Linked DNA regions of Homo sapiens: region 1 is linked to region 2. Evidence: chromatin contacts called from ENCODE Hi-C or POLR2A ChIA-PET data. All regions are on one chromosome and are shown on one strand. Each heading gives the region's core, a stretch centred on a gene start or an enhancer-like site at or near the end of the contact. The rest is flanking DNA. Distances are from core to core; before and after follow the strand shown.

Region 1 (6,401 bases), core at 2,538-5,037, 67 kb before region 2:
GGGCAAGTGCTAGATCATGGCACCCAGTCTTTTTAATAGTAGGCTGAAAGAAGATACAGATGGTCAAAGATTTGGGGATTGTGGGAGCCAACAGGTTGTTATCAAAAGCGAAGAGAATAGAGTTGAAGATTTCAGATGTAGAGCAACAGTTCCGAGTGATACTAAGCTCCAAGGTATGGCAGTTCGTGTGCAGAGGCTAGGCAAGAGTCCTAGGAGATAAGGAGGCCGAAAAACCTGGAGACCAAAGAACCAGGAGGTCAAAGAATCTGGAGGTGCCAAGCCTTGTCCTAAGGGCCCTGAAACCCTCAGGGTGATGGCAAAAATTGGAGGGAAGAGAGAGTGGAAGTAGAACTCCCAAATCTTCAATGAACAGTGGGCTCATTATCTGCATAAGAGTGAGGATTCATGGGAAATGTGCTCCCCAGAAGAAAGCTTCTTACTTGCATTAAAAATATTAAGAGTAACTCTGAAAACATGATTTTAATCACAATTTCTCTCAGTGGATTTTAGGGTTTTGGAAAAGGCCACAAGTGCCCTAAAGTAGAAGTCTATTGAGATAATGAAAGTTTACTGAAAATTGTATCTGCAAACATTACCTGTCATTCATCTCTCAGGTGAGGTTGTATGAGTGTAAAAAAAAAAAAGTTCTTTCTTTTTTGCTAACTTTCACCTTATCACAATAATGCAACAGGAAGAGAGTTTCAACAAAGCATAATATAAACAGATGTCTCTCTTTTTTTTTTTTTTCAGACGGAGTCTTGCTCTGTCACCCAGGCTGGAGTGTAGTGGTGTGATCTCGGCTCACTGCGACCTCCACCCCCAGATTCAAGCGATTCTCCTGCCTCAGCCTCCCAAGTAGCTGGGGTTACAGGTGCCCACCACCATGCCTGGCTAATTTTTGTAATTTTAGTGAGACAGGGTTTCACCATGTTGGCTAGGCTGGTCTCAAACTCCTGACCTCAGGTGCTCCACCTGCCTCGGCCTCCCAAAGTGCTGGGATTACAGGCATGATCCACCGTGCCTGGCCATGAAGTCTCTCTTAAGACCTTTTATTGTGTGGGGCAGGGGGTTGTTTAAAATACATCCAGTGGGAATGGCAAATTGTGCCCTCTTTTCAAAGTTTGTTTTTCCTCCATCATCTATATTTGAGTTGTTCTGTGTGAATAAGTTTTGGAATGCTTCCTCCTTCTTGTTGACCACAGTGGTTGTTGACATAGACAGAGGTTGTTGGGATAGGAAGAGATCCCTGAGGTTGTCTTGTGGACAACAAAGACCCACGATAACTTTTCTTCCCATATAAGCATGGGCTATCCTAGAGCCCAGTCCCCTGTGGGATATGACCAACAATTATCTTAGAAAATTTCACTCAATCGGCTGGGCATGGTGGCTCACGCCTGTAGTCCCAGCACTTTGAGAGGCTGAGGCGGGCGGATCACCTGAGGTCAGGAATTCCAGACCAGCCTGGCCAACATGGTAAAACCCTGTCTCCACTAAAAATACAAAAAAGTAGCCAGGCATGGTGGCAGGTGCCTGAAATCCCAGCTATTAGGGTGGCTGAAGCAAGAGAATCACTTGAACCTGGGAGGCGGAGGTTCTAGTGAGTCAAGATCGCACCATTGCACTCCAGCTTGGGCAACAAGAGTGACACTCCATCTCAGAAAAAGAAAACTTCACTCAATCATTTCACTTCTACCTCTCCCAGTCCTCTTTGGAGCGTGAGGACACTTGTAAGGCAGTCTGTGGGGACAGTAACTTATAGGTTGTGTCCTGTCCGGTAGTGGGCTTTCATCAGAAGTATGCTTTTGGTCACACTACACCATTTTTTTATACCACCATAGAGTTGACAAACAGCATTCACCCATTTCATTTTGCTTTACTACTCCGATGTGGAGAAAAAAAAAATCTAAGGATTACATTTCTCTTGCAGATTTTTTAGATCAATAGCTATTATTTAAATACAGGGAATCCTGAAAGTCTAAGACTAAAAAATTTGGGTTCCTTTTGTATATGTTAAATTCTCCCATATACACATGGGTCTGTAAATAAAAATAAATAGGTGGCCCCTACCCTTGCAGTTGCATAGAGAAACTAGACCCTGAAATAAAATGGAACAACATTGGAGGATTTTTGTTTAGTGGATTAAAAATTCAATAATACTTGAAAACTTTGTCCAGCTCTTCAACAGAGATATTTGGATGAGTTTTCTGGCTTTTCTAATCAGGAAAGGCTTGTTGGAGAATTAAAGGAGATATGATTGAGGAAATAAAACACAATACAAGATTTTTCTGGATTTATTATGAATAAAAAGGGACCCCAGAGGATTAAGTGGATGTAGTTTGCAGTTGAGGTTAAGTGGTCATGGCAGTTTACCGTGGACATTGTTTAACTGATGGAAAACTCCAAAAGACTGACCAAGGAATTGAAGTAGACCAATTTGGACCAATAACTTGGAGCTCAGAATTAACCACTGTATTTCTCTATTCCAAATACCCATTCCTCTTCCCTGGAACCTCAGGCTGGCCACACAAACTTTCTTGAAAATTCTTGGGGTTCTGCCTTTACAGGAAGGCCATTTGCCTCACTCATCAGAAGTATTAGAGGTTTATTCTGCACAACCATGAAGAGGTTAAAGAGAAGGGTAGGGAGGCCATGAGGGTTCTTACATTCCATCTTGAGTCAACCATCTCCTGTTACCCTCTGAAAAGTGGCAGAATTTGTCCCAGACTTTTTTTTGTTGCACTTCATATCTACTATGGAATTACATTTATAGCTAATGCATTAACTCTAAAAATGGAGAAACCCATTGCTCTGCTGTTTTCATGGTAAGGAAAAACTGCTGAGTCATGATTGACATGGGCTGTTTCAAGAGTTTCCACGGAATGAAGGTAAACGCTTAGGATATCGCAGCCTGAGTGAGAGGCACTGCAAAGTGTGGCCGCTACTTGAAGTTCTTCATGGTGAGTGGAGAGGGAATCCTGAGCGCATCCTGGATTAGAAAAAAAAAAGAAGAAAGGTGGCCTGAAATATGATCTGAGTATATCTGGAAATACGCAGACATCTAGTACTTCACTTGCAGCACTCTGTGAACCAGAAGGCCAATTTCTACATGCTACAAGCTGCACTTCAAGATGCACCCAAAATGCATGCTCGGGAAGTTGTTTTTTGTTTTTGTTTTGTTTTGTTTCTGAGACAGACTCTCCCTCTGTCGCCCAGCCAGGAGTACAGTGGCGTAATCTTGGCTGGCTGCAACCTCTGCCTCCTGGGTTCAAGCAGTTATTTTGCCTCAGCCTCCCGAGTAGCTGGGATTATAGGCATGTGCCACCATGCCCGGCTAATTTTGTTGTTGTTGTTGTTTGTTTTGTTTGTTTTTGTTTTTAGTAGAGACAGGATTTCACCACATTGGCCAGCCTGGTCTTGAACTCCTGACCTCAAGTGATCTGCCAGCGTCGGCCTCCCAAAGTGCTGGGATTACAGGCGTGAGCCACCGCGCCTGGCTGGGAAGTCTTTTTTAATGGCAATAACCAAATGAACTCTCTTGACCTTGCTGCCTCTGCAGGCACTGCCCCGCCCCGGCCCTTCCACTCTAGAGGAAAGCACCTGGCATTTAGCATCTTTACACACAGGAAACAACAGATATGCTCAGGGACTTTTCCTCTAGCTTGTAACCAGGGATGGCTGTTGGGCTTGGCAGCCGTCAGGCTGAGAGTGACTCAGCTTAAAAGGTTTCATTGTTGATATCTGCCCTGAGCATTCCCCTTTGGACTTGGAGTTCCAGGATGTCTTGTGTCTGTGCTTCAGCATCTGAAGCCCCTTGTTGCCTGTTCTTAAGGTAGACTGCATTATCAACGGTGTCTTAAATTAATAGCTTCTCTCTACTGACTATTCACTTGTCACAGCTGACATGAAGGTTCTCAGTCCTGAGTGCCTATTAATGAAGCTCACAGATAGAGTGCAGAAACCCTTTGCAAGATCTGTTTTGCCAGCTTGCTGGTGTCCTGGCATGAAGGTCTCCGACCGACGTCTTTGAAATAGTTCCTGGCCGGGTGCGGTGGCTCACGCCTGGAATCCCAGCACTTTGGGAGGCCAAGGCGGGCGGATCACGAGGTCAGGAGATGGAGACCATCCTGGCTAAGACGGGGAAACACCGTCTCTAATAAAAATAGAAAAAATAGCCGGGCGTGGTGGCAGGCGCCTGTAGTCCCAGCTACTGGGGAGGCTGAGGCGAATGGCATGAACCTGGGAGGCGGAGCTTGCAGTGAGCCGAGATAGCGCCACTGCACTCCAGCCTGGGTGACAGAGCGAGACTCCGTCTCAAAAAAAAAAAAAAAAAAAAAAAAAAGAAATAGTTCCTTTCCACGTGGAGTGGACTGGCCACCTTGGGGCTCTACATTTGCCTGCTTGGTTCAGGCAGTTCTGTCCCATTTCATGTACATTTCACTCTTTTCCCCTACTAGCTTCTCACAGTTTAAATTATCGATGTGATTGCCTACCCAGACATCTAATTCTTTCAACAGGTAGTGGTTTACAGACTCCAGTTTCTTTATGATCATCAAGACAGGGATTGAACAACTGGCACCTTCCCTGTCTGTCCATTGAGGGGCATGTGTTTGATGTGTGTGGATGCTACTTTCATTAGGCAAGTTAATGGCAGTTAGCTACGTTCACACTGAGGAGGAAATAGACCACCGTGTATGCATTTAGTAAACACCAGCGTAGTCAGTGGATCTGTTTCCTTAACAGAACATGGTTCTGCTCCACTGTACACTTCAACCAACTGCTTCAGAGCAAGCTTTTTCCTTAGAAAAGTTTTCATTTAATTAGGATTTAGAAAGGAACGTGGAAACTTTAAGATCTCCATTTAGTCTTCTGCATACTTCAGAGACTTCTGATGTCTCCTACAGGGACAGGAAAGGAGTCAGGGGTCTGAAACTCTAGGACCTGAAAGGCAAGTGCAATTCGGTCACTGTCCACATTGCCAGGGTGTCAAATCACACATACCCTGCCTGAAAGTCTGGGAATTGGAGAATTTAAAATGACAATATTTTCTACTGTGGAATACCTTGCATTCTCCCACTCTGTAAACTACTATTCTGGAGGCGGCCCCTCTCACTATATTTCAAAACCAGATGCTTTTCTCTGGAAATACTAGAAATGTCTCTCTTCTGGGCTGACCTAAAACCAACATAGTATTGGGCATTGAAGTAAGGAGAAATATGGTCAGTGAGGCTAAGACCTCCTCTTCTGAGAATGAAAAATGACTGAGTATTTTGTGTTAGGTGGGACACTATTTGTTAATAGAGAACTTATATCTTAAGTCTCTTAAAATAATTATAGCATCTCTTAGTTATTTCCAGCATAATCCAGGAGTGAGCATTCCAAGAACATCATCTTACAACTTTTAATTAATATATCTTTCTCTAACCCTTAAAGAAATGCTGGTAACTGCTTGTCAGATGAGGAAAAGATGGATCATTATTCAAGTAAGATCCAATATGGGAAACTCAGATATAAATAGTTCAGCATTTTCGTTTCTTATCAAAGATTTATGACTGTGTCTACTTTAGGATTTATTTCTTCTGGACTATTTCAGGAGCCCCTTCACTGGTCTTTCAGCCTCAATTTCCTTTCCTCCGCCCCTTTGTTTGTTTCTCCCACTGCTCTGAGGACAGTTGTCATAAAGCTCAGTTCTAGACTTCTTGATTTGTGTCCCGGGTGCTTCCCCAGTTGTTCTCAGGCCAATTTCTCAGGCCCCTGTTTCACCATTTTATCCACACCTCCAACAGGCATTCCCTCCTGGTGGAACTTCTCCCTCTTCATCTGAGGGTGAAGGGTCTCTTTGTTGACACTGGTCCCTCTGCCGGGCATCCTCTCCCTTCTATACCTCCCTATTGCTACCAATCCTTCCTTCACTAAGAAATCAACCTAAATGCCACCTTCTTCATCCCAGACATGCTACCACTCCTGAGCCAGGAGTAATTAATTCTTTGACCTGTTGTATCGCTCTTATGGCACATGGCTCTTCTGTTTGATTTGGAAAAACGTATATCTCCTTATGCAAATTGTAAGTTCTTTGAAGGCAGGGTCCATGTTTAATTATTTTATTCTTTAATGTGCCTTAGTACTTAAAATGTCCTCTGCTGGCCAGCAGTAAGGGTGTCACCTGTGAGCTTGCTCAAAAAGCAGACTGTCAGCCCCCATCTCAGATATGTGGGATCAGAATTCACATTTTTTTTCTTTTTTCTTTTTGGAGACAGGGGCCCACTCTGTTGCCCAGGCTGGAGTGCAGTGGCACAATCATTGCTCACTGCAGCCTTGACCTCCTGGGCTCAAGCGATCTTCTCCCCTCAGCCTCCTGAATAGTTGGCCTTACAGGTGCACATCATCAAACCCAGTTAATTTTT
Region 2 (7,010 bases), core at 4,134-6,633:
AATACCATCGACTTGGGGGCTTAAATGACAGGGATTTATTTCTCATAGTTCTGGAGGCTAGAAGTCCAAGAGCAGGGTGCCAGCATGGTCAGGTTCTGGTGACAACCCTCTTTCTAGTTGGTAGACCTCTGTCTTCTTGCTGTGTCCTCATATGGCAGAAAGAAAGCATCTGTCTCATGTCTCTTTTTAGAAGGACACTAATCCCATCACAAGGGCTCTACTCTTGTGACCAAATCACACCCCAAAGGCCTCACTTCCAAATACTATCACATTGGAGATTAGGGCTTCAACATGTAAATTTGGGGTTGGGGGGCACTCACATTCAGTTCATGGCACTTGTGAACTGAAGCCAAGTGTTGTAGGTCTTCTGTCGCCACAGCTGAGCAGGCTGAGATGAGCATAGCAAGTCCTCACTCTTTTTTTTTTTTTTTTTTTTTTTTTTTTTTTTTTTTTTGAGACAGAGTCTCACTCTGTCTCCCAGGCTGGAGTACAGTGGCCCGATCTCGGCTCACTGCAACCTCCACCTCCCGGGTTCAAGCCATTCTCCTGCTTCAGCCTCCCCACTAGCTGGGACTACAGGTGTCTGCCACCACGCCCGGCTAATTTTTGTATTTTTAGTAGAGACGGGATTTCACTATATTGGTCAGGCTGGTCTCAAACTCCTGACTTTGTGATCCACCCGCCTCGGCCTCCCAAAGTGCTGGGATTACAGGCTTAAGCCACCACACCTGGACAGCAAGTCCTCATTCTTTAGCAGCAGAACATTTTAGGGTCTCTTCTCTTTCTTTTGTGCATAACTTAAGTTTCTTCTCCTTAATGATAACATCATTGCTTTATTATTTTTAGAGCTTTATAGTTAACAGTGCTTTCAACCAGTTTGCTTCATTTGTGCTTCCTGGAGACCACTGTGAAGTAGGTGGGATGATTATTGCCATTCTGCAGATGCAGAAATTGAGGGTCATGGTTTAGTTGCCCCAGTACAAAGCCTGATGCTGGGTTAAGTAATTTATTCAAAGTAAAACAGCATCGAATGCTGAATCTACATCTTGAACCCAGGTCCTTCTGACCGCAGGTCCTTCCCATGGGTATTTAGAGATTTGCAAAAAGCACTTAGAGCTCCTGCCCATTAGTCTAGGCCTTCCTTGATAATAACCTTGTGGGGGAGACCTCTAGTGTGGCCAAGGATGTTAGGAGGTTGCCGTGGTTTCAGTGTGTCCCCCAAAGTTCATGTGTTAGAAACTTAATCCCGAATGCAACAGTGTTGAGAGTTGGGACCTATAAGAGGTGACTAGGTCATGAGGCACAACCCACAGGAATGAATTAATTCTGTTATCTTGGAAGCACGTTCCTAAGAAAAGAATAAGTTTGGGCCCCCTCCTCTGTCACTCACACACATGCTCCCTTGCCCTTCCACAATTCCACCATGGGATGACACAGCAAGAAGGCCCTCGCCAGATGCTGGCATCTTGATATTGGACTTCCAGCATCCAGAACCATGAGGAATGAATTTATTTTCTTTATAAATTACCCAGACTGTGGTATTCTGTTATAGCAACATGATACGGACTAAAACAGAGGCCATCTGTGTCTAAAGCAACTTAAAGCTAAAATTTGCCAAAAAGGTTTAATCCAAGTCTTCATTTTAATGCATAAGGAAATTAAGGGCCAGATAAATGCCTAAGTTACAATGAGTTTGAGGCAGGGCCTGGGCTAAGAATTGGTCTCAGACTCTCAGCCCAGTGCTCTCCAGATCATTGAGCCTTACCTCTCCCTCATAGAGTGGCAAGATAAGATGCCCCACTCGTACCACGGCCAGCCATTATGGAAACTTTCAGGGTAGACCTTGTATGAAGGCCAGCCCCTGCCCACTGTAGGTAGAGGAAGACAAGACACTCAGAAGCATCCCTCAGCTGGCTGCCTGGGCCTGGAGTAGTACGAATCACCTTGCTTTGGATGCAAGCTGGTCAGAATCTGTGAGTTTCTACACTCTGGGCCTGTTTCCTATGGAAGAAAAGGGAGAATCAGAAGTGCATTCTGGACTAGCTTCAATAAATCATCTTATGTCTTATCCCACCTCTTTTCCCTATTAAAATTCTTACCTTTGGCCGGGCCCAAGCTTGAGAAGGCCACTCCTAAAGCAAGGCCCCTTTGGACTAGGGCCTGGGCAAGAGTTAACTGGCACCTGCTATGCCAGCACAAAGCTTAATTCCCCTGCAGCAGCACACCCGCAGGCAGCTATTGAAGCAAGGATGGAATGTCTTACAATACAAAGCCTTTGTAATAATGAGAGGGAAATAGAAACCAGAGGTTTGCAAGCTCTTTTTTTCTTGGGGGGTTCTGAGTATTTTTGTTTAACTTAAGTTTCGTGTTCCAAGGAAGGGGCGTTTTAGTGAAAATTGTGAAGGGAAACCCTGCCAAACAGAAATTCCTTATAGGATGAGTATTTTCCTCCTTTCAAGGTGTGAGAGCGACCAAGAAGCAATAACGCATAGGGGAGTCGGGGTGATAGATTGGAATGCTCTTGGCTGGAGTGTGATTGGTGTCTGGAAGTGAGTCCCAGCAGGTTGGCTGGTGAGGCCATGTGAGCATTGGGCCTGTTCCAGGGCTGTGAAGTGTGCAGGCTTGCTTGAGGCTGTAGGCACCACTGCCTGAGCCATGCACGTAAACTCCCCAGACCCTAAGAGTAGTTTACTGTCAGGGGGTAAGCCCCCAAATCAAGCAAGCTGCACAGAGCCAAGACTCCCAAGAACCAATGCCTTCTTCCAGCCTTTCATTCATTCATTCTGTAAGTGAAAACTCAGCGTGGATGTGGATGAAGATATTCATGCCTTTGTGATCATTACATTTCAGTGTGTGGGTGCAAGGGGAAGGAGACAGATAAGAAGTGAGCAAATAAGTAAAGTATCTAGTGTGTCTAGGGGTTTTAAATGTTATGGAGGCAAAAATAAGCAGAGTTCTCAAGGAACTGGTCATCCCGATGTCCATGGGCTGCACTTGGTTGGGGCAGTTCTAAGAGTATCTGTCACACTTGCAGAGACGACCTGGGTCAACTCTTCCCAGGCACTTTGTAGAACACCGGGCAGGGATACTTCAATTTCACTCTTTGTTAACTGGGAATGTGGAGGCTTAGGAAAGAACTCTGAGATTTGTGAATGTGATACCAGTCCTCCTATAGTTAACCAATGTGTTTGTTCATTCTCATACACTCTTGCATTTGTATGAGAATATTAACTATTTCAAAGCTCTCATAAATCTATTGCATCATTTTAGTCTTATATCAAAGTAGGAAGGGTGGATATTGAGACACAAAATTGAAGATCAATGACTGTGCTGTGGCATGGGTTGTCCAGTCAGGACAGTGGCCATACACAGTGGTTGGCCATAGTGAAAACTGGCTGAATAGTCACCCTGTATATGACAGGTTTGCTTTGCAATTTGTTTTTTGTTTGTTTATTTTTTGCATTGCAATGGCAAGGTCATAGAAATAATCTTGTCACCCTTCAAACTCACTACTTTGAAAGCCAGCACTCCATTGTATGCATATATATACACATACACACACAAAGTGTACTTGTTTTGTTTTTTTAAAAATCAGTCTCCTTACTTTGACCCATGAGAACAGGAGCACACAGGAGTTCAGACATATCCATTGGCCACATAGTACCTGAGATCTGTGAATGAGATCACAGTCGTCCTATAGTTAGCCAATGTGTTTGTTCATTCTAATACTTTCTTTCTTTCTTTTTTCTTTTCTTTTCTTTCTTTCTTTCTTTTTTTTTTTTTTTTTGTTTTTTTGAGATAGAGTCTCACTCTGTCACCCAGGCTGGAGTGCAGTGGTGCTATCTTGGCTCACTGCAACCTCCACCTCCTAAGCTCAAGTGATTCTCGTGCCTCAGCCTCCCAAGTAGCTGGGACTACAGGCGTGTGCCACAAAACCCAATTAATTTTTTGTGTGTTTTTTGTAAATACGGAGTCTCAGCATGTTGGCCAGGCTGGTCTCCAACTCCTGGCCTCAAGTGATCTGCCCGCCTCGGCCTCCCAAAGTGTCGGGATTACAGGCATGAGCCACCATGCCTGACTTAGCTTTCATTTGATGAGAATATTAATTATTTCAAATTGCTCATAAATCTGCATTACTGTATGTCAGATATTGGCTTTAGCATTTTTCTCAAGTTATTTCATACAACAAAGTATAATATAAACATCATTATTACTATGTCATGAATGAAGAAAGTGTACATGAAACATGCCTAAGGTAATATGCCCAAAGTCTCACAGATAGTAAGTGTTGAAAATGAAGCTTACGCCCAGTTCTTTCTCTTTCCAGAAATTATACTTTCAACCACTATCCTATATTCACTATAGGATTACTTTAGATTCTAAGATTCCTTAGGAAATTAGAAATTCTTAGAATTAGAAGCTGTTGGGATATCACCCTGAACTCTTTTTTGTTAAATGTTGCTGCTTTTTAGTTTATTTACCCTTGAAGGTCTTTGAGGCTTTATATTTTATTATTGTTATATCAACTATAATTCTTAGTGTGACTTATAAAGTCTCACAAGGCTACGTAATTTTATTCCATCTTTAAGTATTTTAAACAGTTAGAAAAGGAATTATATTACAATTAGATTTCTCAATTTAGTAGCTCTTTTTTTTTAACCCAAATAATCAGAAATTACTTTGCTCCCCCAGTTACTGACAGACTGTGTATCTTTAGGATATAATTACTTTTTTTTTTTTTTTTTTTTTTTTGAGACAGACTCTTACTCTGTCGCCCAGGCCGGAGTACAGTGGCACAATCTGGGATCACTGCAACCTCTACCTCCCGGGTTCAAGCGATTCTTGTGCCTCAGCTTCCCGAGTAGCTGGGATTACAGGCACACGCCACCATACCCGGCTAATTCTTTGTACTTTTAGTAGAGATGGGGTTTCACCATGTTGGCCAGGCTGGTCTTGAACTCCTGACCTCAAGTGATCCACCCACCTTTGCCTCCCAAAGTGCTGGGATCCTGTCACGCCCGGCCAAGATAGAATTACTTTCAAGACTATTTCCCAACGTTTGGTCTTGTTATATTCTTTAGTTTTGTGTCATGAGGCTACTAATTTTTTATTCCTCAGTGGTAACTTTATGAAATCTCTTAGACTTGCAGCAATCAAGCCTCTCCCTTCTATCGTGGGCTTTAACTATGCAAGCAGTCAGCCCATTACAGTTTTTTCACAGACTGGTTACATTCAGCCCGAGTTTGAACCAGGGCCATTTGGGGGCATTTGGAGAGGATGAAGATGGACCAAAAGCAATCAGTTGACCTGTGTCTTGTTTCCTCTTGAATTTGGGATTTCAGCTGCCTCCTTTGATTATGCTGGAGACTGTATCATACTCGCTAGGTTCAGGGCACCCCCTTGTGGTGCAACTCGAAACGTAATCAACGTGAGGAAACAGAATGATGGCCAAATGACGAGGAATGAAGAGGCCACGCATGTAGATATGATTTTATTGTTCTTCCCATTTTTAAAACTCTCAAATCAAATCTCCTGTTTTTCTCCTGTTGTTTCAAATTTATCAGTAGTTATTTCAATGCTAAGTGGTTTTTTTTTTTTGGAGGTAGAAACAAATCAGAAAAGCAAGCACAAATAATTTAATGCTACATCTCGGGAGTTTTTAAAAAAATTTTATTACAAAAGTAACCATGGATATTCTAGGAATGTTAGAAATAATAGACTAAGAGTAGGAGAATTATTTACAATCCCATGACCCACATAGAATACTTGTGTTAATATTTTGGTGTATATCCTTCTCCTATTTTTTTCTAGGCACATAGACTCAAAGGAAAGAAACCACATGCCACAAGCACATGCCATTTTTTTTTCTTATTTATGTTATTTTATTTTTTGAGACAGGGTCTAACACTGTCACCCCGGGCTGGAGTGTAGTGGCGCAATCACAGGTCACTGAAGCCTCAACCTACTCAGGCTCAGGTAATCCTCCCACCTCAGCCTCCCAAGTAGTTGGTACTGCAGGCAGACGCCACCATGCCTGGCGAATTTTTGTATTATTTGTAGAGATGAGGTTGCAACATGTTGCGCAGGCTGGCCTTGAGCTCCTAGGCTCAAGCGATCTTCCCACCTTGGCCTCCCAAAGTGCTGAATTTACAGGTGTGAGCCACAGTGCCCAGCCCATTGTTTTCTAATATGATTTTATCCACTTAATTATATGTGTGAACTTCTTTCCCTCCTGTTACATGATAGCTACTTCATCATTGCATGTGGTTGCCTGGTTTTGTTGGTTCCACTGTGTGTGGGCAAATACCATATCATGCAGGGCCTCCTTGTAGATAACTGTAGATTATTTTCTTGGGTTCTTTATTAGAAATAGAATGGCTGGGCCAGGGGCGATGGCTCACGCCTGTAATCCCAGCCCTTTGGGAGGCCGAGGCGGGAAGATCACGAGGTCAGGAGATCGAGACCATCCGGGCTAACATGGTGAAACCCCGTCTCTACTAAAAATACAAAAAATTAGCCAGGCGTGGTGGCGGGCGCCTGTAGTCCCAGCTACTCGGAAGGCTGAGGCAGGAGAATGGCGTGAACCAGGGAGGCGGAGCTTGCAGGTTCGGGCCACTGCAAGATCGGGCCACTGCACTCCAGCCTGGGCGACACAGCGAGACTCTGTCTCAAAAAAAAAAAAAAAAAAAAAAGAAAGAAAGAAAAAGAAATAGAATGGCTGTATCAAAAAGATATGCAAAATTGTCTTCTTGTTCATTTGTTAAAATAGAGCATCTTTTTGAGAATGCAATTTTTTTTAAATCTGCAAGTTCCTAACATTTGCATCCTTAGTCTGTGTTAGGAATTGTGTACAGTGTTTCACATGCCTGGATCTCACTTCATCCTCCCAGCAACCTATTATGATCCATTGCCACACCAACTTGCTGATGAGGAAAGTGGGGCTTAAGGAAATTAAAGAGCTGTTGTGGGACTTCCAAAGCAGAAGACAGTAGGCTTTCAGAAATTTGATA

What was found. Hi-C counts contacts between places; a loop is a spot of excess contacts on that map. ChIA-PET counts read pairs that join two places held with the same protein, here RNA polymerase II (POLR2A). Pooled maps may share reads with other maps.
Region 1: a map of MCF 10A shows a loop between it and region 2 (11-fold over the local background). The contact joins two enhancer-like sites. A Hi-C loop is called at or near these places in 4 of 168 maps with a recorded cell type or tissue (MCF 10A, astrocyte of the cerebellum, mammary epithelial cell and 1 more) and 4 of 50 pooled maps. POLR2A ChIA-PET finds 5 or more read pairs at or near these places in 1 of 52 experiments (H1).

What each region holds. Positions count from the first base shown.
Region 1 is chr10:24,289,875-24,296,275 of GRCh38, forward strand. The region is part of intron 2 of KIAA1217; the gene reads left to right. Among named protein-coding and RNA genes, the nearest start is that of MIR603, 17 kb to the left of the region's middle. RefSeq lists an enhancer at 2,498-3,697. Within about 2 kb of position 3,788, at least 14 of the 41 ENCODE cell types and tissues checked have a DNase peak (open chromatin) inside an H3K27ac peak, as active enhancers do.
Region 2 is chr10:24,355,313-24,362,322 of GRCh38, forward strand. All of the region lies in intron 2 of KIAA1217, which reads left to right. Among named protein-coding and RNA genes, the nearest start is that of MIR603, 83 kb to the left of the region's middle. RefSeq lists enhancers at 5,197-5,276, 5,307-5,366. Within about 2 kb of position 5,384, at least 3 of the 41 ENCODE cell types and tissues checked have a DNase peak (open chromatin) inside an H3K27ac peak, as active enhancers do.